Regions from separate parts of the Homo sapiens genome. Here all the other regions are linked to region 2. The links are chromatin loops, found by intact Hi-C in ENCODE. Cell type or tissue: OCI-LY7. All regions are shown on one strand.

The links. A loop is a pair of places that touch in the nucleus more often than their neighbours do. Peaks named below come from ENCODE experiments on the same cell type or tissue, not always from the same donor. Only the 100,000 strongest peaks of a DNase experiment are listed, where the experiment ranks them.
Region 1: a loop joins it to region 2, with 3 times the contacts of the local background. A loop is called at or near these places in 2 of 110 quality-filtered maps.
Region 3: it touches region 2 in a loop (4-fold over the local background); 14 of 110 quality-filtered maps call a loop at or near these places.

Annotation. Positions count from the first base shown.
Region 1 is chr7:69,821,116-69,829,115 of GRCh38, reverse strand. All of the region lies in intron 1 of AUTS2 (activator of transcription and developmental regulator AUTS2), which reads right to left. Among named protein-coding and RNA genes, the nearest start is that of AUTS2, 230 kb to the right of the region's middle. In OCI-LY7, a CTCF peak has its summit at 3,889; DNase peaks (open chromatin) are centred at 3,625, 3,885, 4,275, 4,575 and 3 weaker places; H3K4me3 peaks cover 6,152 bases; H3K27ac peaks cover 6,686 bases.
Region 2 is chr7:69,949,130-69,957,129 of GRCh38, reverse strand. All of the region lies in intron 2 of AUTS2 (activator of transcription and developmental regulator AUTS2), which reads right to left. Among named protein-coding and RNA genes, the nearest start is that of AUTS2, 350 kb to the right of the region's middle. In OCI-LY7, no CTCF peak of the experiment used is centred here; DNase peaks (open chromatin) are centred at 3,279, 3,619 and 4,119; H3K4me3 peaks cover 2,662 bases; H3K27ac peaks cover 4,040 bases.
Region 3 is chr7:70,025,052-70,033,051 of GRCh38, reverse strand. All of the region lies in intron 2 of AUTS2 (activator of transcription and developmental regulator AUTS2), which reads right to left. Among named protein-coding and RNA genes, the nearest start is that of AUTS2, 430 kb to the right of the region's middle. In OCI-LY7, no CTCF peak of the experiment used is centred here; DNase peaks (open chromatin) are centred at 2,841, 2,951, 4,121 and 4,941; H3K4me3 peaks cover 1,034 bases; H3K27ac peaks cover 2,221 bases.

The DNA.
Region 1 (8,000 bases), 130 kb after region 2:
TGTCCAAGATCAGCTGGTTTTAGATGTGTGGTCCTATTTCTGAGGTCTCTATTCTGTTCCATTGATCTATATGTATGTTTTGGTACCACTACCATGCTGTTTTGGTTACTGTAGCCTTGTAGTATAGTTTGAAGTCAGGTAGCATGATGCCTCCTATACTGGATTATTTTATTTGCCACTTTCCAATAAGAAGAAATACAAGTTCATCAGGAAAGAATAATTTTTGCCTTATACTATGTTTTAGGAGTTATGTATCATGTCAATTCTTACAGAAAGAATACTGAAAACCCCCAAGACAGTTTTTAAATGGCTGTTTTTCATCCTCATGGCCTGTCCCCTTGCTTTGGAGAAAATGCTAGCAGAAGTGATATGGAAGCAAAGTATGAGAACACTGGACATTACAATATAATATTTATGTTAATGTCTATGTTAATTGTGTGTGTCATACTTGTGTAAAAGCATTTCCAATATTTTCTAATTTTATCTCAAACCATCCTGTATGAATGGGGTAAGATAGTTATCAGTTATAATACACTAGACTGAAGGAAACAGAAAATCCAGCCAAAATAGTTAAAACGTGATTTTTCTTTCTCACACATAACAAGAAGTCCCAAAATGGAATGGACTCAGGCTGATCAATTCAACAGCTCCACAATATCATCAAAGATAGTATCTATCTTTTGTACAGCTTTGCTGTCCCCTGCATGTGGGCCTGTCCTCTTACGCTGGCTCACGGTTCAAAGATGGCAACTGCCAATTTCAAAGCACCACATGCAGACAACAACCAGATAGAAATTATACTTCTCTTCATCAAAATCAAGGAAACGTTTTCTAGAAGTGCCCACACAAGATTTCCCCTCATGTCCAGCCAGCCAGACCTGGACCTTCCTAAGCCCATCACTGACAAGGAGTAGAAATATAATGACTGGAATAGACTAATCAAGATGTACCCCCCTGAACTCAAGTCCACATGGAAGTGAACACCTAAATAAAATCAAAGTTCTGCAAGCAAGGATGTGAGGTGAGCTGACAAATTCGCATTGACATCTCCTCCACAGCAATGCTATCAACCTTGTTTCCCAACCCATTGATCAAGTCCTCACGGAATGCTGGTCCCCAGCCTGTATTATGTAATGTGATTTGAGGCATGGCAGTTTCTACAAAAGAATTACTGCAGAGCACTCTCGTCTACAAAAGACACGAGGCAAAATTAAAAGAAGAGGAAGGAAACCATGCTGTGGGCCTTCCTCTGTGGGAACCAGCATATTCACTGGCCACAGTGCTGCAGACAACTAGGAATGAGCAGTCATAGAGACATCCCATCAAGGTTTTCAGTGACTCCGTTCAAGTACAGTAAATAAGGAACAGAACAACCCTTCTCTCATTTCATGAGACTTTAAATGCCCCTTCTGATGCCAACCAAAAAGATAAGCTTTGTTTATCTTAACCACAATTGATGAAGTCAAGTGCTTACTTCCCCTTAAATGGAAGGAGTGCTTTTCTCCACCTCCCTACACCTTTCCCCTGGCCAAGTTTTAAGTTCTTGTGTTTTAAGTAAGAAGAGCTTCATGTGGTGTTCTAAAATCCACTTCATGCTTCAAATTTCTATTGAAGAATATACTGCAGCCATCTTCAGAATCCAGGGTTTTTTTAGGGGTTTTTTTTTCCCCTCTTCTTTTTCCCCCTCTATCACGGTTACAATCCATCTACGCAGGATAAGTGCATCCTGGATGGAGGTAAGTGTGCTGCGCAAACACACAGGGAGCTCTTGAGTACAAAAACCACTTTCCTGAGTTTGAGATCCTTAACTCTGACTGTTCTCCTTACATGCAAACATAAGTTAACAGTCTCTCTGGGATTGGGGGCAAGGAAGCAAAAAGACGCTTTGCTTATAAGAGGGAGAAAAGAGGAGAGTAAAGGCAGGACAGAAAGAACACATAGTCCAAGCAGATTCCTGGGTGTGGCTCTTTTCAAAATTCCCAGAAGCTACAACCACCTCTCCATGAGCTAGTTCTGGGGCCCAAGGAAAGCATTTCCCACCCTGGACCTGTCTGGTAACTGGGAGAAACACTCCCAAAAGTCAAGAAATTAGAAAGCTCAATAGCCAAATGCCTAATAAAGACAGAGCTGACATGAAATGGGTGTTGACTCTTTATCCCTTCACAGATAAACAATGTTATTTTTATCCTAGACTTCCTTGAGATGGAAGTAAAGGTAGACAGCATAGAACACATACTAGACACTCAATAATTTGTTGGAGGAAGGAAAACAACTCATAAACCACCCCAGAAAAATGTAGTCTTCCAAAACTAAATATATTAAGCTTTAACATTATCATCCTAGACACACAACATAGACTGAGAAAAACACCTTGCCTAGGAATAAAATACCACACACAAATATTCACACTTACAATAGACTAAAAGTGAAAGTAGGCATTTTGGAGAGGCAAGATCAGAATTCTTAATAAAAGATGACACTCTCTTGACTACATCAAGTGTATATTCCCGTCTATCAACTGTGCTCTACAGAGGCAAATGGCAAGATGCTTAATATTAATAGTTGCACACGCACACACACAAGCAAGCACATGCAATGCAAATAAAGGATTCAACTATGACAGCCAGGACAGAACCCTGAGATGCCATTAGTCACATTTATAGGGTGTTCTAATCCAAGCAAAAGTACTATCCAAAGCTCAGTGTACTGAAGGGATTTACAGTCAAAAGCTGTGGATTCAAGGCCCAGGTCTATCACCTTAGGCAGGTCACTTAACCTTGCCGCATCTTAAATTTTTTTATCCATAAACTGGAGACAATAATTAGTTACTTTGCCAGTCCACAGCCGTGTGAGAGATTAAAACCTTCTGGACAGGAAAACTATAAAATAACTAACTAACTATAAGGGGTTATCCTTACTTAATATACTTCTCAATCTACAAACCAAAAAATAACAAATTATCAAACTCCCAGGCCATTCTCCCCTGTGTTCATAGAATTCTCCCTGCATGAATAACTATAGCTGCAGGACCTGATTCAATATGGGCTACCTAAAAAGGAAAAGAAAGAAAGAAGAGTTTTTAAAAGGCCCTAATTCTCTTGACTGAAAAAGGTGTCTGTGTTTAAGAGCAAAACAGGGCAATAGAGAACCTGTTTCCAGTTGGAGTGCAGAACCACAACACTCATAAGGACTAGATGCTTAAAGAGGAAATAAATGGCACTACGTTAATTGCTTCTTTACCTGACAATTTATGTTGCACACAGCAAGCCTCTGCTGATCTTAACCAAGGATCAGTTTTATGCCTCAAGCATTCCGAAGCTGGGCGTCTTCCTCCTCCTGGAACAATAAAAGTGTATGCTTGTGGACCTGCTCCCTTACGGACCACTGAAGGAGAAAGGCTCAGGGATTAAGTAAAAAGGCTAGTACATCTGGGCTCCATTCCATTATTTAGTCATCCAAAAGAAGTGAAGTGGAGGATAGTGAGCATCTAGTATATGCCAGGCACTAGACTGGCTGCAGAGGATTCAGAGATACAAAAGACACACTTGTTACCCTCCAAACCGCTACCCAAATACAACCGCATGGCTCCATTGTCAAAATCAGCACTGCAATGGAAGACAACAAGGTTACTGCTGAGAAAAAGCAGAACTGTTCTCATGCCACTGGTTCTTCCATTAAGACAGTGCTTTCGGAGGAGAGCCTCTCAGCCCAGTTATACCCTAGAATCACCTAGGGAGTTTTTTAAAAACATCAATGCCTGGGCCCCATCCCAGAGCAACTATGTATCTGGAACTGGCCCAGGCACTAAAATTTCTTAAAAGCTCTGCCAGTGATTCTAATGTGACCCCAGGGTTGAGAACCATTGTTTTAAGTCCTTCTGCCCCAGGAAGCTTTCTCTCATACTGACAGATGGCAGTAATGCATAACAGAAGAGGTCTAAAATTGTTAAAGGACATGTGGCCTCATTCATATGGATTGCAAAAATTAATATTAAAAAGATAACTATGTAAACGCTAAAGAAAGCTCTACTTACTGGCTAAATAAAGAAATTTCTTTCTAAAATGGCCCAGGAAATATGTTAGCAAAAATGTTTCTTGATTTTAAGTTACTATCCACACAAAATCACCAGTAAACAGGAGCCACCGAAGTATAGTGAAGTATTTTCTGCATAAGGTTCAATCCCACCAACCCTTTGTCTTTTAACTTGTCATTAAAAGTCTTATTGCGCAATCTCCGAAATAGATACAGCTTTTGATTGCCAGCCAAAGCAGATCAGGAAATGCAGATTAAGTAGACAGCTGCAAAGCTCAATTTCACCAGTAACTACCCCAAACCACATATAAACTCAAGCCAGAAGGAGAAGTATGGCCAATGAAAGTGCCAAATGCCCAGGTCTTTTATCTGATTGCTCTGTTTCCATGGCCTTACCAAAATGAAGGGAAAGGTGACAATGTCCACAGAAAGGAAACGCAGACACTCCAGTGGCTTGTATGGCAAGGAGGGTTCTCAGAACTGAGGGGTTGTGAAGCTGATGAAAATGATAGTGAAGCCCAACCAAGATCGGCGATTAAAAAAAAAAATCGAGGGCTGGTTTCGGTTCCTATATAAATTATACTTCTGCCACAACAATGGACCACAAGATATCAGTTCTCAGAAATAATAACAATGATTTATGACATTAAGTATCACACTTATTTTTTTTTTTTTGAGACAGAATCTCGCGCTGTCACCCAGGCTGGAGTGCGGTGGCGCGATCTCGGCTCACTGCAAGCTCCGCCTCCCAGGTTCACGCCATTCTCCTGCCTCAGCCTCCTGAGTAGCTGGGACAACAGGTGCCACCATGCCCGACTAATTTTTTGTATTTTTAGTAGAGATGGGGTTTCACCGTGTTAGCCAGGATGGTCTCGAACTCCTGACTTTGTGATACGCCCACCTCGGCCTCCCACAGTGCTGGGATTACAGACGTGAGCCACCGTGCCCAGCCGTATCACACTTATTAATAGCTATAATTTGAGTACTTACATCCAGTGACTAAGCTAATCATTCAATCTCACAATATCTCACAAAATCCTCACAATATCTCAGTGAGGTTGGTATTATTACTAACCCTATTTTATAGATGAAAAAACTGAGGCAAAGAGAAGTTCAGGTCTTGGTCAAAATCATACCTCTAGAGTTTCAAGTCCGGCTGTCTCTTCGGAATACAGAATTCTCAATTTCTCTCAAAGTATCTAACAAAATCACCTCAAAACTCATCAAATCCATTTCACTGTCAATGTTCATATGAAACGTTTACATTTTCCCTGGGTAACTGAGTTCCTCTTGCTGGTTTTTTGTTTTTTTTTCCACCTAGCAATCATGATTTTTTCCTGTATTCAGTAAGTGCTTCCTTTTATGTGCACAGAAAAATCAATGTCATGATAATGGTGGTGTAAAGCTGAAGTGATCCCCAGTATAAGTGAAACCTGTTGATTAGCAGGCCCGGCACAACTATAGTACTTTGATGTTAGTCGCCCCTAATTAAAAGAGCACTCAACAGTTAAGTACACAAACGAGTAAGCTGAAAAGACCTGTGTTAACAGCAGGGGTGATCTACCAATGTGTCCAATGCTGATGGACTGTAGCTGCTGTGGGACACATGTTTAGGCATCTTTTCATCACTGCTGCTCAACATACAGTTCAACAAGCAGGCTCCTTTCAAGGGCTCCTTACCTAAACAAATCCCCCTTGCTTCTACAAGAGTCTATGCTGAGTGGAGTTCAGATTTAACGAGGCATGCAACCTTATGCCATTCCTAGCCAACTACTGTCCTGCACAATCTAATTGCCAGGTGTAATAACCAACACTGTAGCTGCAGCTTCCACTCAGGAGAAGGCAGCAAGGCAGATACAGCAGCACATCACGCCTAAGTTATGAGACGGGACAAAGACAAGGGAGAGAGAGGTTGCTGAAAGGAAACTCAAGTGTAAGGATAGAATGATGACTTCGTTTTTTTTACAGTTCTGCCTTCCTCCCACCATTGCTAAGTACCAATATGCTTGCTAGGAAGTGGAGACAAAAATGCAAATAAGTAGCTTAGACCAAACAACTCAAAGTCCCCAGTTTCTCTGGACACTTTCTCTCACCTTCTCCCTAGTTTTCCATTTTAGATTTATTTTTGTCACTTGCAAAACATGGGGACCTCGGCAGTAAGTGGGCTGAAGTAATAAATAGGACCTTCAAAAGCTCCAGGTTTATTTCTAAAATTGCAACCTTCCTCACAACAGGAGTAGCAGCCATATGTATGATCTCATGGGATCAGGACTCAAGAGACTCCCACTAGGCAGATATTGGATTGGACTCCACTCTCAACTCTGGTTAACAAAGAAAACAGCACAGACTTTGTTTTGTTCTTCCATCATCTTGGGTGGGGCAAGATTCTATCTGTCCTGTGCTAAAACTCTTAAACTCTTTGAGATACAGTTTCATCAAACAAACTTCCATATCTTATGCTGCTTTTTCCTTTCTCTTAACACCTCCCAGCAGTCAACACTTCTGCCAAGATCAACAACTGTCCAATTATAAACAAAATGTATCATTCTATTCGCCAAAGTCTAGAATCTAGAGCAAAAAGGGTACAGGCTTTGCAGGCAGGCAGGCTTGAATCAAATCTTTTGCTTTTGGAGATGAGATCTTGCTGTGTTGCCCAACTGGTCCCAATTCCTGGGCTCAAACAGTCCTCCCACCTTGACCTACCAGGTAGCTGTGAGCCACTACAGGTGTGAGCCATAACACCCAGCATGAGTCAAATCTTGAATATGTCTCCAAGCTACATATCCTTTGGACCTTCTATAAAAATCAATCTCTGTGTTGCTAAAATTGTGATGGTTAAGCTCTACCAATGACAGGCATAAGTGGCTGGTCCACAGTGAATTGTAAATATTTCTTCCCTCTCACCCTTAACTAATATGACTCTATTGTTGCTTACATCACCATTTTTCTAGAACTCTGCTAGTTCAAGCCCTTCTCATCTGCCTCACAGTATTAAAACTAGACTAGCCTTCTAACCCATCTACTTCCCTCCAGTCACTGATTTTTTAATTAGATTCATGATTACAACTCTAATCTTGTTACTTCCCTGCTCAATAACCTTCAGTGGCTCCCCTCTGCCTTTAAAGGAAAACAAAAACTTACTAGACTTTTTTTTTTTTTTTTTTTTTGGAGACCCTGTCTCACTCTATCGCCCAGGCTGGAGTGCAGTGGTGCAATCACAGCTCACTGCAGCCTCAACCTCCTGAGCTCAATCGATCCTCTCACCTCAGCCTCTGGAGTAGCTTGGACTGTGTCCAGAGTTGGTTCCTTCTGGTGGGTTCTTGGTCTCACTGACTTCAAGAATGAAGCCTTGGACGTCAAGGTGAATGTTACAGCTCTTAAAGGTGGCACGTCTGGAGTTGTTTGTTTTTCCCGGTGGGTTCATGGTTTCCCTGACTTCAGCAATGAAGCTGCAGACCCTCGCGGTGAGTGTTGCAGCTCTTAAAGGTGGTGCAGACCCTAAGAGTGAGCAGCAGCAAGATTTATTGTAAAGAGAGAAAGAACAAAGCTTCCACAGTATGGAAGGGGATCAGTGCTGCATTGCTACCGCTGGCTGGGGTAGCCAGCTTTTATTCCCTTATTTGTCCCTGCCCACGTCCTGCTCATTGGTCCATTTTACAGAGCACTGACTGGTCCATTTTACAGAGTGCCGATTGGTGCATTTACAATCCTTTAGCTAGACACAGAGTGCTGATTGGTGCATTTACAATCCTCTTGCTTGACAGAAAAGTTCTCCAAGTCCCCACTCGACCCAGGACGTCCAGCTGGCTTCACCTCTCAGGACTACAGGTGCATGAAAAACTTACTGGACTTAAATGTGTATTTCTTCATATCTCTACTCCTCTGGATCCACCCCCATCCCCAAGTTAGATTCCAGTTCCCTCTCTCCAGTATACACACAGCACTTTATACATACTGGGCACTGAATC
Region 2 (8,000 bases):
CCAAGGCAGGCGAATTGCTTCAGCAGGAGTTTGAGGCCAGCCTGGCAAAACCCCGTCTCTCCAAAAAAAAAAAAAAAAAGAAAGAACAAAAAGAAAAAACTTAGTCAGGCGTGGTGATCCACACCTATATTTCCAGCTACTTGGAAGGCTGAGGTAGGAGGATCACCTGTGCCCAGGAGGTTGAGGCTGCAGTGAGTTGTGATCACACCACTGCATTACAGCCTGGACAATGGAATGAGACCCTGTCTCAAAAGAAAAATAAAAATAAAACCACTTGTTCTCTTTGCCAAAAGTAAATAATATAACCTACTAACATGCTTTATGAGCCATACAAACTGGAGCACATCACACAACGAAAGGCTGAAGGAGTGTGCCACTTTAGGAACTCCCACTCTTCCTTCAGGACCTGCCACACTCTACAGAGCACTGGACTGACTGTTTCACAGCCCGAGTGATGCTGCACTGTCAACTCGGATATTAAGTAACAGCAACATTTAATCTCTTCCTTAAGATGGAAATAAATCAAAATATAATTTCAACCGTTTTTTTCGTGCTCCCATGGATTATCCTAAAAATCTCGTAAGGGGTTGAGGGGAGAGAGCACATAACTCACCGTAAAGATTTCCACTCTATAGCACTGTTTCAACCGCAGGTGATCTTGATTGTAAAACCAATTTAGTGAGTAATAACGGTTACAGGTGAGTATGTATTAACAGTGTAAAACAGAAAAGGAAATATTAGAGTTTACTGCATATATAATTAAACTTTCAGTTTTATATGAGTACATGTAAGCACAGGTATGTATGTGCATTTGAGCATGTGCATATGTATGTATACTTGATGACATAAACTGTATTTGTAACTGTGAGCTGGGACAAAAAATGTTTTGAAAGCCATACTCTAGTGCTGGCATCTCATCCCATACTCCCTGGAATGAGATGCCAGCACAATTAGTGTGGTCAAAATGCCAGGTGAAGGGAGAAAGAGAAGGCAAAGCAGCAGCTGAGGCATGTTGGAAAGAACACCAGGCCTAAGTGAGATTTGCCTCTGAATGCTGGTTCTACACTGTCAAGGTGTGTCGACTAGGGAAGACACAATCCCCAAACCTCTGCTTTCTTTACCTAAAAAGTGGGGCTATGATACTTATGAAGTTGTTGTGGGAGCTACTGGAAATCAGGACTGTCACTAGACAATGTACGTCACATATAGGTATTATTGTCAAATGATAATAGTAGGGTAAACACCTCTGAGAGCAATAACTTGAGCATACCCTTAAAATGACACTGTATGGCAGATGCACCTGAATGTGTGTGTCGAGCTAGGGAGTCCCACAGTGGCCAATCCAGAGATTCATTCCTTGTCTAGGAGGAACATCTGAGCCCCCTGCCCATGCCACGGAACATGGGCCATACAGGGAATTGAGGCCCTAAACTTTGGGTTGGCATGCAAGTTGCCAGGTGAAAGTTGTTAAGGGGAGGGTGTTAATTGAAAATGCTATATAAACTGCATGCTGTTTGCAAAGCGGCTGCAGTTTTCCTGCCCAGCCCTCTGCCACTGAGCGGTGCCAGTATGTTGTCCAGTCTGCCACCACTGGACTCTCTCCCCTGTATGTAAGCCCCTAATAAAACCCCATGTCTCATTTGCTGGCTCTGGGTCTCTTCTCAGCCTCTTGAAGCTGGTGCCTTCCCTACTGAGATGAATAGAGGTTCAGCACAACAGATGATTTCTTCTTAAACTGGAGAAGTAGAGAACCTTGTTATGGAAGCTAAACACACAACAAGACATATAGCAAAGATAAGCATAGGAGAAGGCACTGTCCAGAGGTTTATGCATCCTGACCTAACTGGCAAGTCCTCTTTGATAGCAGAAGAGATAATGGTCTGTAAAGGAACACAGGTGTTGAGAAACCTTAACAGCACCCTCCCTCCCTACCACCTCTGAACACACCCTTGAGGCTACAGAAAATATAAGCAAAAGAAATGAAATACTGTTTTTAAAAACACCCCTTCTTAATATCCAGCTTCCTACAGCACAGCTTTCATTATTCATGAAGACAGCCTAAGCAATTTGTAAGCAATATGCAAAATATATTTACTTGGAAATTCAGGAAAATTCACATGGTGTTACAGAACAAATGCAAGTTGATTTATGTAGAAGTTCCACTTAAGAGCTGTTCCAGCCATCATGATGGGTTCTTACAGACAACCCCCAAAATCCATTTGGCTTCTCCAAAGGCTAGATTAGCTCTAATAATCCTAAAATATTAGACACCAAACATGAAACCCTTGCTCAGTGCAGACTGAAGACCACAAATGCCACTAATGATTGAACTGGGATCACTTGAATTTCTCAAATAGCCCCAAAGATAAAGGTTCTAAACCTGGTTGGGCCACTGACCAGCTTTATGACCTTGCATAAGGCAAAACTTCGAACTTCTCTTTTCCCATGTACAAAATAATGAAGCTGTCCAAAAATAACAAACTGGCGTTCTGTTTTATTTGGCCAGCACATTACTTTTTACAAAATGGTTTTGAGAACAAGGCACCATTCTCGCAGCAACTGGGGGGCCAAGGCAGGAGAATCACTTAAGCCCAGGAGTTCGAGCCTACAGTGAGCTATGATCATGCCACTGCATTCCAGTCTGGGCAACAAAGCTAGACTTCATCTCTAAAAATAAAAATTAGGCCAGGCATGGCGGTATATACCTGTAGTCCTAACTACTTGGGAGGCTGAGATGGCGGGACTGCTTGAGCCCAGGAGTTTGAGGTTGCAGTGAGCTATGATAGCACCACTGCACTCTAACCTGAGCAACAGAGCGAGATCCTAGCTCTAAAAAAATTAAAAATTAAAATAACTGGGTTTGAGTATATAATATTGTTAACTATAGTCACTATGTGGCATAAATAAAATTTGCTAAGAAGGTAGATACTAAGTATTCTCACTATAAAAAGAAAAGCGGTAACTATGTGGAGTGATTGATTAGTTTGATTTTGAATATTCACAATGTATACTTATATATCTCATAATCAAGCTATATACCTTAAATATATGTAAATACTTTAATTATCAACTATACCTCAGTAAAGCTACGGGGTGGGGAAGAATGGAGCAAACACTCTGCAGTCTGTCATAGGCTCCACCTCTCTCTAATAGAGAGGAAATCATAAGGGAATAGCTGCACAAATATGTTATCTGCTCAGCTGTGAGGTATATGCAGACAGATGCAGGGGAAGGCCAGCCCTTGACTCTAAAGTAGGAACTCAGTAAGGGCCCAAACAACTCTTGTTTCCAGCTGAAAGTAGTTGGGGGGGTACTAATATTACCTTCAGACCTCTTCCTCAGCAACTGACCTGAAGTTAAGTGCTCAGTCAAGCTTATGAAAAAATAGAGAACAAGGTATTTCTATGAAGAAATTTCTACAAAAAAAGAATTTCTAACGGCTTATGTACCCAAAGAGTTCTAGTATCTCTGCCTGCAGTTTCTGCTACTGGCTGGCCACCCTTCCAATGAATGGGAAATAAACAGAAGGCTGGGTCTCCCCAGATGTTGGAGAGCATTCCAGCTGCCGAACACAACCTGTTTGTAATTTTCTACTCAACCATCAGAATGAAAACACAAACCTTCAGAAAAACAGGCCCTTAAACTTCCTCCTTACTGCTGTTAGTGGTTTCTTTAATCTTTTAAGCTCTTGGGCTTAATACAGCAGCTGCCATCAAGAGTACTTATTGTTGCTGAGAATAGAAGGAAAGAAAAAAAAATCATACTAAATTCAGAAACGTGGATTTCCATTCTGCCAGAATCTAGGCTAAATGGCAGGGGTGAGGGGGACACAGTGATAATGGGAATCAGAAAGAATCACCACGTGGAAGCAGACTGGCTTGAAAGGGGCATCAGGCGTGTCTAGTGTGCTTAGGGAATTACTTTAACTCCTCACACCCCACCATTCTCCAGTTCCAACACTAAGTGCCATCCTTTTAGGACAAGATCTCTTAACAGATTCTTATCAAACAACATTGAGATAGGTTTTATGTAAATAAAGCACATGAACCCTTCTCTAGAACATGCCACTAATTTAGGGGAGGGAGGAGGGAAATTCAAAATGTAAATATCCTCAAATGTCATGGCTACACAACTTGAGCATAGGAAGAAACACATTTCCTGTCATCTAATGCAGTGATCCTCAAATGTGTCCAAAGTGCCCTCCATAGCAGAAAAGACTGATCACAAAACAAGGGATATCTATCTGTGGCCTGCTGTATGGACAATATTTCTTTCATTTTTGTGTTAATATCTTTAACACTATATGAAGATATATGAGTTCCTTTCAGTCTTTAATATGTTTGCTTAAGTATAAAATTAATGTCTTACCAAAAGCCTCAAGTGAATAGATATGAAAGGCAGGAAGATATGCCTGTTGTGTCCCTTGGGTGTTTATACTGTGACTTCATGTAGGTCCTAGTATATTGTCACATTTTCCAAAAAACACACAAGGAAACATGATCTAGTCCAATGCTACAGTTCTGATAACAGGGAAAAATAAGACCCACAGAGGCAGAAACTCATGCCCAAAGTCACACAACTTAGATATTTAACCCAGTATTACAACTACTAGTTCAATGGAATGCACTTTTCACTAATTTACAATGATCCTGCATATTAGCTTATAAATAGTAGAGGTAAACGAAAAAGCTTACTACTTAAGAATTAACTCCCTCCCTCAAAATTGCCCAAACCTTGCCAACCTTTGAGGGGGAGTCCCAGGACACATGCTGCTGCCCATGAACTATCTGCATTTGGAATCACATTAACATCTTAATAATTTAGTGAATGTTCAGCATTAATTACTTTCATTTGGTTAATTTAATATCATTTTTCCATCTTTATGACAAAAAGTATGGGTACACAAAAACATTTAAAGGACAAAGTAAACACCACAAATATAAATTTACACTTTCAGACTTTAACAGTTTTTGGAAGCAAAAAAATATAAATATTAGCCCTTGAGAGAAAACTACAAAAAAAAGGGTTCAATCCTTAGAAATAAAAAATGGCCATAAAAGTGCAGTAAAAAATAATTAGCAACGAAGGTACCTAGAATTTAAATCTGAGCACTTTCTCTTTAGGTAAATCGAGTAAAAATCACAAAACATAAAGTAACTGAAATAATCTGTTTTTCCTTCTTTCTAAATAAAACTGAAGGTCTTTCAAATCAGTTTTCCAGATTTTGAGCCAGGGGAAGAAGCCTTCAAATGGACCCAACACACAAATAATCGAGAGTTAAAGCCACATTTTTCCTCTCTAAAATAACTGACCTTTTTTCTTATATCAATAGTTCATTAGCTAATGGATACCCCTAATGAATTCCTGTTGAAAGGAAAAATCAGCTACAATCACACTTCACAGTGCAAGTCCCACAGGAACAATGAAAAACCCAGCTGCCATCTTGGAATCCTGGAATCGCCTCTTCTGATGAGGCTCCCCGTGGTCATTTTAAAAAGCATAAAAGTGTTCATTATCCCACAGGCTGTTTCTCAAACAGCCTTAGCTAATTCTCTGTGTGGATTTACTGAGTCCTCAAAAAAGCCAAATGCAAAACGGATGGCTTCTGTCCACTATCTCTGGTATTAGAGAGGCTCATCATATCCACCCTCAGTTTTCCATGGTTCCAGATGCTTTATCAGGTAGCATGGACTCTGCCTGGCCCTGCAGTTTCAGAGCACAAACTGACGAAAAGAAAATACAATCCTGATCAGAACAAGAACTGAGAAACTAGAATTCTTCCTGTTCTCTGAAGACTAAAAACTTACAATGCTACTCTTGAAGCAAAAAAAAAAGCCTGAAGACTCAAGAGTGGACCAGTGGTTGGAAGGAGGTTGAGATCACCATACCTCATAATTAGCTGAAACAACTTAGGAAGCCATTTTAAAGAAGTTCTGTTGACAAATTATAAAAACTATTTTTGCTGAGTCAAATACAATTGCAACAATATTGAAATCTACAATAAAATATTTATCTAAAGCAATCACTGTTGGAAATAAAAAAAGTTATTCCTTGCAAATTTACAGCCATACTCACTGCTATAACCTTCTCCAAATCCACCCTTTCTTCCCTCTCCCCATTCCTCATGAGCAGGGAGCCTTTAAAAAAAAAGAGAGAAAGAGAGAGACAGGTCTTGCTATGTTGTCCTGGCTGGTCTCAAACTCCTGGGCTCAAGCGATCTGCTCACCTCAGCCTCCCAAAGTGCTGAAATCACACAGACGTAAGCCACCGCACCCGACCAAATCCACCCTTTCTAAGATGGGATCTGTACTAAATATGTAAATGTAGTACTTATTGCAACGGCATGACTTTGCCATCCATGGATGGCTCCATTCCTCTTCTTTATTCACACTCCTAGAAAATCCGTATACAGCATACCTTGACATTACTTGGCCTTCACTTGGAACACTGGACCAGAAGTCATGTGGCAGTGCTTGGGTATAAGGTGATCAGAAAAGCTACTGTGAATATGCTTACACTGTTTAAGAATGAAATTAGAATAAAAGTTTTAAAATGAAAATATGCCAAAAATTAGCAACCTATAATTATAATAGAACTTTTTGAGAAGTAACTTAACACACTGTCTCCCAACATATTATTTCATCCTCCAAATCTGCCAGTGCATAACTTTTCCATTTTAAAAATAAAAAAACTATGTTGAAAAAAATTAAATATCTTGCCCAAAATCACATACCTAGAAAGTGGCTGAACCAGGATTTGATTCATTTACCTAACTCCAACATCCACATTATTTCTGCTTGCTCATGCAAATTTCAATGGGATATATATTGGTAAAATTTAGCTTTGAAAGTCTGATTTTCTGAGCCTTGGAATACACAGAGCTGCTCACAAAGTATGGTGCAGAAACTTTGTGCTACGTTTTTAAAATTTATATAGGTATAGATATAGATATATAGCTAACAGTTTTATTTTGTCCAGTATGGCAATATAACTGGCAATTTTTGAGGAGAAAAAAAACAGTATATGTTCTAAGCAATACTTAGGGAAAAATCAGCCCCAATTATTCATTCAATTGATCTCTTGTAGGAATGGCAAGTCATCTCAGTCTAAAACACTGAGGGTCTCCATAGTCATCTAATGCTGCAATGACCTTCCTGAAGTACCTGAAGTACACACCAGAGTTAAGATCATAATTAGATCCAAACATTTATTAAGCATCCAGTTCAATTTAACAAATATCTATTAATTATCTACTATGCACCAAGCACAAAGGAATGTGCCAGCAATACAAACAAAGGCAGTAACTGAACCAGACAAGGTGCTTCTAAAGAAGTCCAGAGCACAGACAGGGGAATCCTAAGAGCCAGGCTACAACCAGGTGCTACAGAAACATTTGGAAGAAGAGCATCATGGAAAGTTCATGGAGAATGTGACATTCTACTCAGATCTTGAAAAAATGAACAGCAAATTTCCTGATAACATTAGGAACATTAAGTGTTTCTAAACAGAATCAAATCTAAGTTTAGACTATATATCTGATAGTGGCTTCAATTGGGAGGTAGAAAAACTAAAGTAAATCTTTTAATGTAGTTTATTGTGCAAGGCAAAATGCACACTGGTTAGAAGCAATGGCTTTGCTAATTGCTAGCTCTATGACCACAGGCAAGTGGTGTTAGCTTTTTCTAAGTCTCAGCCACCTTATCTATAAAAATGTGGACAAAAATAGCACCTACATGACAGGTTGATTGTGAGAACTGGATGGGATGATTCGTGACAAACATTTAACACAGTAACTGACCCACAATAAGCACTCAGTATATGTTTCATTACTGCTGAGGCATGAGACAACAGGGAAACTATCTTGCAGGCATTTTCCATTTGTCTTTATGTATGTTACATCATATGCATTACATACACGCACTAAGTTACATCCATTCTGTTCATCACTTGGGTTTATGATGTTCTAATGGTAGATAAGTGCAAATTACAATAAGGCTAGG
Region 3 (8,000 bases), 76 kb before region 2:
CCCTATCCCTCTCATGTTTCACCCCTAGACAACTACTAATCTACTTTCCAACTTTCCATCTCTACAGATTTGCCTATTCTGGATATTTAATACAAATATAGTCACACCATATGCAGTCATTTGTGAATGACTTTTCTTTCACTTAGCATAATGTCTTTTTTTTTTTTTACTCTGCCTCTATCTGTTCATTCAAGTATGACTCCCTGGGGACTTCTCCTGGAGTGACCAGGCAATAAAGTAAACCAACATAGCATAATTACAGGGAAGGTTAGAGGAGGAGGATACCTTACAGGGAGCTATGAAAGGGTCTGAAGCCCACAGCCCTACAGCTCATCCATTCTAACACTGCACCACTGTCCCTCACAAAGTACTCATATCCCTGTGGCTTTTAGCTTGGGAAAACTGCAAGGACATAAATGATATGTGTATACACAGTGGCTTAAAGGGTCCACAGGAAGCCTTCATGAAGTCATCAAGTGCTTAACTGTCTCAATACCATATTTTTTGTTTTATTTTTTTTAAGGATGATCATAGGTTTGGGTATAAAATTCAAATTCAGGTTCATCAGTCTAATTAAATTAAATGTCTCTATTGGAGGAGTTATTGAGCAAAAGAGATCAGTTTTTATGAGAAGGTTTTGTTCTTTTGTTTTGCAAAAACCTCAGCCATTGAAATAGTCCCCAGGAAGCCCTTTAAAATTCTAAAAATGCAAGTGAAGGGAATGTTAATTAAACGTTTCATTAATGCTTGCCATACAGTGAGCCTATTCATTTCAGTGAGGTCAAATTTATGATACAGCGGAGTTAGAATTTTATATGCTCTATGTATACTTTATAGTACATTGGGGCACCTCATAAAATTCAATTGTACAGTACATTTATGTCCTTTTTTTAAGGACCTGGATCATAATTTAAGTTTTTAAATGATTTAGAAAGGTTTATAATTTTTGCCTTTTTGCTTTTATGACCCACTATGAGAAGAACTTAGTTGGTGCCAAGACTTTAGTCAGAAACGTTAACCCCGACTACTATACTGTTTCTGTGGGAAAATGTGCTTCACTTCATAAGATGATCTCAAGAAATATACCAAAAGTAGCAGCTTTCATTCTACAGTTTCTTCTTTTCAGAAGAAAAGAAGCAGTGGTAGTGGAAGTGGTGAATTTCAAGTTTTAGTGTAGTTTTCATCTCTTCAATCAAATAGACTGTGATCAGTAGATCCTATTGCTTTTATTTCGTAAGGGACATAGAGTGCATAGTAGGTGCTAAATAAATTGATTTTCAGTTTCACTCGATGAATACACAGAAACAGGAGCAGATGTACTGCTCTTATTAGAAGGCAAAAATTAGAGCATCACTCAATTGTGCAGGAAATCTAGGGCCCCTGATCAATCTTGTAGGAAAATCTGTTCAATTACTCAATATCCTCAAAGCGCCTTCCTCAAATGAGCACGTTCAGGGGCTCAATCCATCTTCACTGAGCTATGCCAGATGAACTGTTCTAACATCTAATTCTTTTTATAAAGCAGAAAATGTTTCTCAAGCTCTTTATGGCTGATTGAACTAATTTACTGTGTAACAGGCAGCAGCCTATCTTTAGATAAATGCTAATCAGGACGTTAGTGCTCTCTTCGGTCTGACTGCCACTATTATGCTGAAAGGGAAGGTCAACAGCTAATAAACCCAGTTAACAAGCCATTCTGAACTTCACTTTAGCTTAACACTCTTCAAAGTTGCAGTCATTAAATCCATAGATTATTAGAGGCTGCTCTCCTGTTTTCACTGCACACTAAGACAAACTTTCAGTACAGTCATTAATTGAATTAACATTGTCTAATCCAATTCTATAGACTGTAAACCAAGACACAACCAAGGGGAAGGCCCTCACAAATGCCCTCACAATAAAACAATGGGAATACAGTCATCTGGGGTTAGACTCAGATTGGAGAGCGACAGGAAACATGTCATGTTAATGGTCTCTTTTCCCTTACAGTCCTCCCTCCCTCCCTTTCTTTCTTTCTTAAAATCTTTCAACAAGTAAAAGAATAGCATTTTGTGGCTCCTAAAAGATAGTTTTACACCACAGAAAAGCCAAGTGGAAAAACAGTACAGCCGTTTGTCTCATGGTCCCATACAACCCAAGACAACAATGCAGTCTCAGACAAGCCATAGTGGGATCCCGTTCTACAGGATATGACTAGGATAATTAGCTCAGTTCAAGACCCCTGAGGGACTAGGTCTTTCTGTGAAAGCCAAAGGGCTGTCAAAATATTCTAAAGTGAGACCAAGAAGCTCTAAGTCTAATTTGAAAACTATGAACGTTTTACTATTATACACCAGAGTTTTGGGTACAATGACATGGGCCATAAACTGGTTTAATCCATAGTGTATGACAAATACTAAGAGGCTCAACTCACCTGCCTTTATTAAGTATAAGAGAAGGCTAGTCCTTGTCTAATTGGTTTCTCCCTTTCAAGAAGGAGAAGGGTATATGGTGAATTCTGAAGTGGGAAGCCTGTTGTTTTCTCTGTTTTGCATATCTGAGAATACCAAAATGAGTAGCCCAAGGATGTCATATGGGAAACTTTATGCTTCACAGCGGAAAACTGGCCTGCCCCTCCAAGGTCATTACATCATTACCACGGGTCTATTCATGTGATAAGAATATTAATTTAAAATAAGTCTGAGCTTTAACAAAGAAACCTCACACCTGTCAAATGTGACATTATGATGATGTTCAGAAGAACAACAGAAGAGTAGGTGACAACTGGACTGTGGCAGCCCATGCTGTATCACATTCATTGTACAATTCAATGGTTTTCACTTCACAAGGAAATGCCCTCATCAACATGGTCACGTGATGCAGATAGGGAGGCCTTATCCACAACAACACCTGTGATTCCTGGTGTATTTGGGCCAATCATGGTAGTCTCATTCCATCATCAGTAACTGGTTTGAAGTGTGAGAATGTGATACAACTTTGGGCCACTGAACTTGTGAGTAATCTGCTGAGATTTTCTGGAAAGGTTTCCTTATACCTAATGAGAAGACATGCAGGTGTGTATCTTTGGATGTGGCAGCACCTGGAGCTTTTGCAACAAACAGCTTCTAAAATGATGTGTGGTTTGCACAGTAATGACACAGGCCAGAGGTTGGTAAATTATAGTCCACCTGTTTTTGTAAATAAAGTTTTACTGGAACTCAACCATTTACATATTTTTCATATTACGATTGCTGTGGTAAACAGATCCAACACAGATAATATGACCAGCAAAGTTGAACATATTTAATATTTTTCCCTCTGTAGCAAAAAGTTTGCTGATCTCTGATTCAGATTCACAACTAGTTGTTTTTTTCTAAATATTTCACCAATATACTTACTATACTTGAGTAGCAGTACATCTATATGACAACCGCAAAGTATTCACTTTCTTTCACTTTTAAGGTTTAAAACCTAGTTTTAAGAATTACATTATTGTCTCAGAACACGAACATTCATGGGACAGATGGAAGTTACTACAGTATTTTAGCAGAAGCATCTTTTGGATATAATCCAATTCAACAAATGTTTATTGAGCTCCGTATGTCATAATATAAGTTTCAATAAAATACCATCTCCATACTCAAGGAGCTCAAAGAAAAACAGGTGAACATCTGAAATCCACAAATAATCTGAAAAGGGGGAAGCAGACTGTGATAGGTACCCTTAAAAATAAAAAACAGAAAAAATTACCACATCGCAGAGACAGAAACATCACGTCTAATGGAGAATATTAAAAAAAAAAAAAAAAAAAAGTATCCCTGGAAAGACCTGAGGATTTGCTGTGTGTCTGGCACTGCTCTGAGTGCTCCATATTTAACTCTTAAAACAACCCACAAGGCAGATACTATCACTGTTTCCATTTTACAGTTGAGAAAAATGAGGCACAGAAAGATAAAATAACAAATGCTCAAAGTTTTCAAGCTGGGCTGAGATTCCAGCCCGTCAGTCTAGCCCCAGAGTGTGCACTCCTGTCCTATTCTCTGCTACACAGCTAAAGGGCACTTTACAAGTACCCAAGAGAGGGAGCCTTTGAGGAGTATTACTCAGTAGTCCTATGTAGCTAGAGTACAGTGTTTGGAGTAAAAGAACCAAGTAGGGGGCATACTGCTGAAGACCGTGAATCTTCAGCAGAGGAGTCTATTCTCAATTCGCAGGCAATAGAGAGCCTTGAGGGATATTCCTCAGGGTAGATAAGTATTTCATGTGAAAGGGGAAGTAGGTTATTCTGACTGAGACAAAGTAACAGATTGAAATCAGAAGATTATTAAAATCTAGTCAAGAAGCAATATGGCAGTAGCATTAAGTAATAGTAAAGAGAGAGAAAAATATTGAAGAGATGTGAGGGCTAAGGAGGAGGAGGAACAAACAAGCACAGAGGTTTTGGGCTCAGGTGGATGGGAACATCCACAGGATATGTCCATAGAAGTGACGACACCAGAAGAAGGAGCTGCATTGCTGGAGAGTAGAGACAAGATGCTGGATACAATCATTAAATGTGAAGTGAGTCAGCCTGTCAGAAACGCTATGCTGGAGCTGAGGCTTCATTTAATACTTAAAACATAGAATGATCTATAAGAAAAAGTAACAGTCCTCTGCACAGCACTTTCTAAGGGAATCGACCAGGACACTGGACCTGCCATCAAGTGGCCAGGTTCTGTCCCACTGGGACTCCTACTCAGAAATCTGCATTATGAAACTGCCAGGGTGACATAGTAATAGGGATAAAAGATAGAATGCACGAAGTTTAAGAGGTTCATAGAATGAGTAATGCGTGAACTAAACTTGGGAGGGACCTGAAAAGACACAGAGCAGAGAGGGAGGAAGCCAGGTGAAAAAGAAATGAAGATGAATACAGCTGTGTTGGCAGGAAGGAGAGGGAAGAAGAGAGAGAGTCAGAGAGCATGCAAAAGTATGCACGTGTGTGCAAGCAAGATGAGGGTGGGGGGGGCGGACAGAGCGGGAAAGAATATGAACAGTTGATGAATGTGTGCAGAAGCCTATCACCTCATCAAGATCAAGCCACAAAAGGACATTATGACTGTCTTAATTCCACTTCACATGAGGCCTTACTGAAATAAAGTTCTCCACCCTAAATAGTTTCTTACTGTTCAAAACAAACAAAAAAAAACACTTAAAGCAAATTAGAGTGGGTCTGAGTTCCTTGTACTTAAACAAGCCAGAAGAGAACACAATTTCCCATATTTCCCTGAGGTCGATCTAGGTTTAAACTGCATAGATTAGGTAAAGAACAAACATGAAGAGTCTTTCTCATTCATTAAACTAATGATAATCCTATTTCTATTATATGATAGTTCACTCTCTGAGGTCAATAGAAATGTATGCATTAGGAACATAGGCTTGATCTACTTTATGCCTTATAATGCATACCATGAAACCAGTACAATGTTTTTGACAATGTGTATCAAAATGTAAAATGCCTTTTCCTGTTTTATATAGTGTCTTAAGTTTAGTTCAGGCATTTCCAGCAAGTTCCCAGGTGATGCTGCTGCTGCTGGTCTGGGGACCACACTTTGAGAACCAATGACATAGGGGCTGGATGAAGACTTAGTAATGGAGGCAAACCCAAGGAAACACGAGAAGTGAGACAAGTCAAGGAAGAAACACTAACAAATATAAACATGTAAAGGATATCCAAGAAAGAGGGGCCAATAAAAGATACTAGCAGTTAGACCAGTATGAGGAAAACCCGACAAGGCTAAAATAACAAAAACCAACAACAGAGAGTTTCCAAAACGAAGACATCAAAAGAGTCCCTAAGTAATTCACAGACAAATACAGATGCTCCTAGACTTATCATGGGGTTATATCCCAATAAGCCCATTGTTAGTTGAAAATATCAAAAGTCAAAAAAGCATCTGATACACCTGACCTTAGCCGAGCATACCTTAAATGGGCTCAGAACACTTACATTAGCCTACAGATGGGCAAAATAATCTAACATAAAGCCTATTTTATAATAAAGTACTGAATATGTCACACTTTATTGGATACTGTACTAAACGTAAAAAAAAAAATGATTTTGCACCAAAACTATCATAAAACTAAAAAATCATAAGTCAAACCATTATAACTTAGGAACCATCTGCACATAGTATCACAGTAAAACTAACCACGAATAAGCTTCAACAAGCCAACATCTTGGCATCTGTGGGGGTTTATCTCCTGACCAAGTCCTCTCCTTCAGTTTCTCCCTCCTGTACTGCCCATTTACAAGAAACAAAGGAGCACATATGTATACCCATTCAGATATATTAAAGAAGAATATATTAATGTCTATTTCCTTCAAAATAGCAGCCCTCACCTGCTAACTATCAAGCTCCTCAAAGATTCACACAGTCATCTAAAGTTAGGAAACTTTCCCAACTTGTCGAGACAAAACTCACAGAAGCTGATCTGCCCAAAATTTGAGTTGGCAAGGTATGAGGCAAGCACCATCCACAAACATTCAAATCGTTCCATGCCAAGCTATAGGAAATGCCAACCTAGATCTCCAATTAGGCCTTGGAACAACAAGTAAGCTCTTCCTCTGTGTGTGCTTTTTAACATCCTTCAGCACTGCCTCCCATGTGTGCTGTAAGGAGCCAACCTCCAGAGAGGGAACTCACAGCCTGCTCTCACCTCTGTCTGCCCAATTCCACTTCAAAGTGCCAACAGCCTAGAAATAGCTGCTGGCAGTGACTAAAGCTAGGCAAGGGAAGGTAGAAGACAATGGCTGGGAGCTACAAAGAAGGTAAAGAGTATTATTAGAACTAGTGTCTGCTCATGAGGCCAGATCCTCAGTGAAACTAAGGAGCGTTTTCCCTTCTAGGGAATATCTGGCTAAGGGCTAAGTAAGTAGTAGTAGGTACCACCCAAAGCCTCTGGAGCCAGACCTGCAGCTGCAGCGCCCATCTTCTGTGACTAATCCCTGTGAAGGCTGAGCCAGCACATTAAGGGGTCTGGCAGCAGATAACAAAGCAATCCATCAGTGAGAAAAATAGGCCAGAGGGCACTGGGAGGTGACACTCCTTACAGCTTTTCGTGCCTAGTTCAGAAACTATCTCATCTTCTTAGGATAGTCTTTTAGTTGTACACTTTGAAAGCTGTAGGAAATGCCAACCTAGATCTCCAATTAGGCCTTGGAACAACAATAAGCTCTCCACTGTGTGTGCTTTTAACATCCTTCAGCACTGCCTCAGCTCCTTCAGCATCCTATTAAAAAAAAAAAAAAAAAAGCTTAGTAAAAAAAAGTATGCAGGCCAGGCATGGCAGCTCACGCCTGTAATCCCAGCACTTTGGGAGGCCAAGGCGGGCTGATCACCAGAGATCAGGAGTTCAAGACCAGCCTGTCCAACAAAGTGAAACTCTGTCCCTACTAAAAATACAAAACAAACTTAGCCAGGCATGGTAGTGCATGCCTGTAATCCCAGCTACTTGAGAGGCTGAGGCAGGAGAATCACTTGAACCTGGGAGGCAGAGGTTGCAGTGAGCCAAGATCCAGCCACTGCGTTCCAGCCTTGGTGACAGAGCGAGACCTTGTCTTTAAAAAAAAAAAAAAAAAAGGAAACAAAAAAAGTATGTAGATATGTTTTTCATCCAAGTGAAACACTGAAAAATAGCCAGTGATGACAGTGATGGGGGAATATTAGAGAAACAAGCAGATACAGAAGAGAGTATATCTGCAGGAAAGGCAGATTAGAGTTTGAACCTTGAGCTCTACATGGCTAAATAAAAGCTAGCAGCTCTTTAAGCCTCAGTTTCCTCACCCATAAAATAAAATTAATTCTGTCCAATCCATGGAATTGTCAAGAGGATTACATGAGATCAGAAATACAAAGCATCAAATACAAGACTCAGCACATAATAGGTATCCAATTACTGGTAGATGCTATAATGATCATTATCCTGTTACCTGAAATTCATTAACACTAATGCTGTCCCATAACCTCATTTGTGTGCAT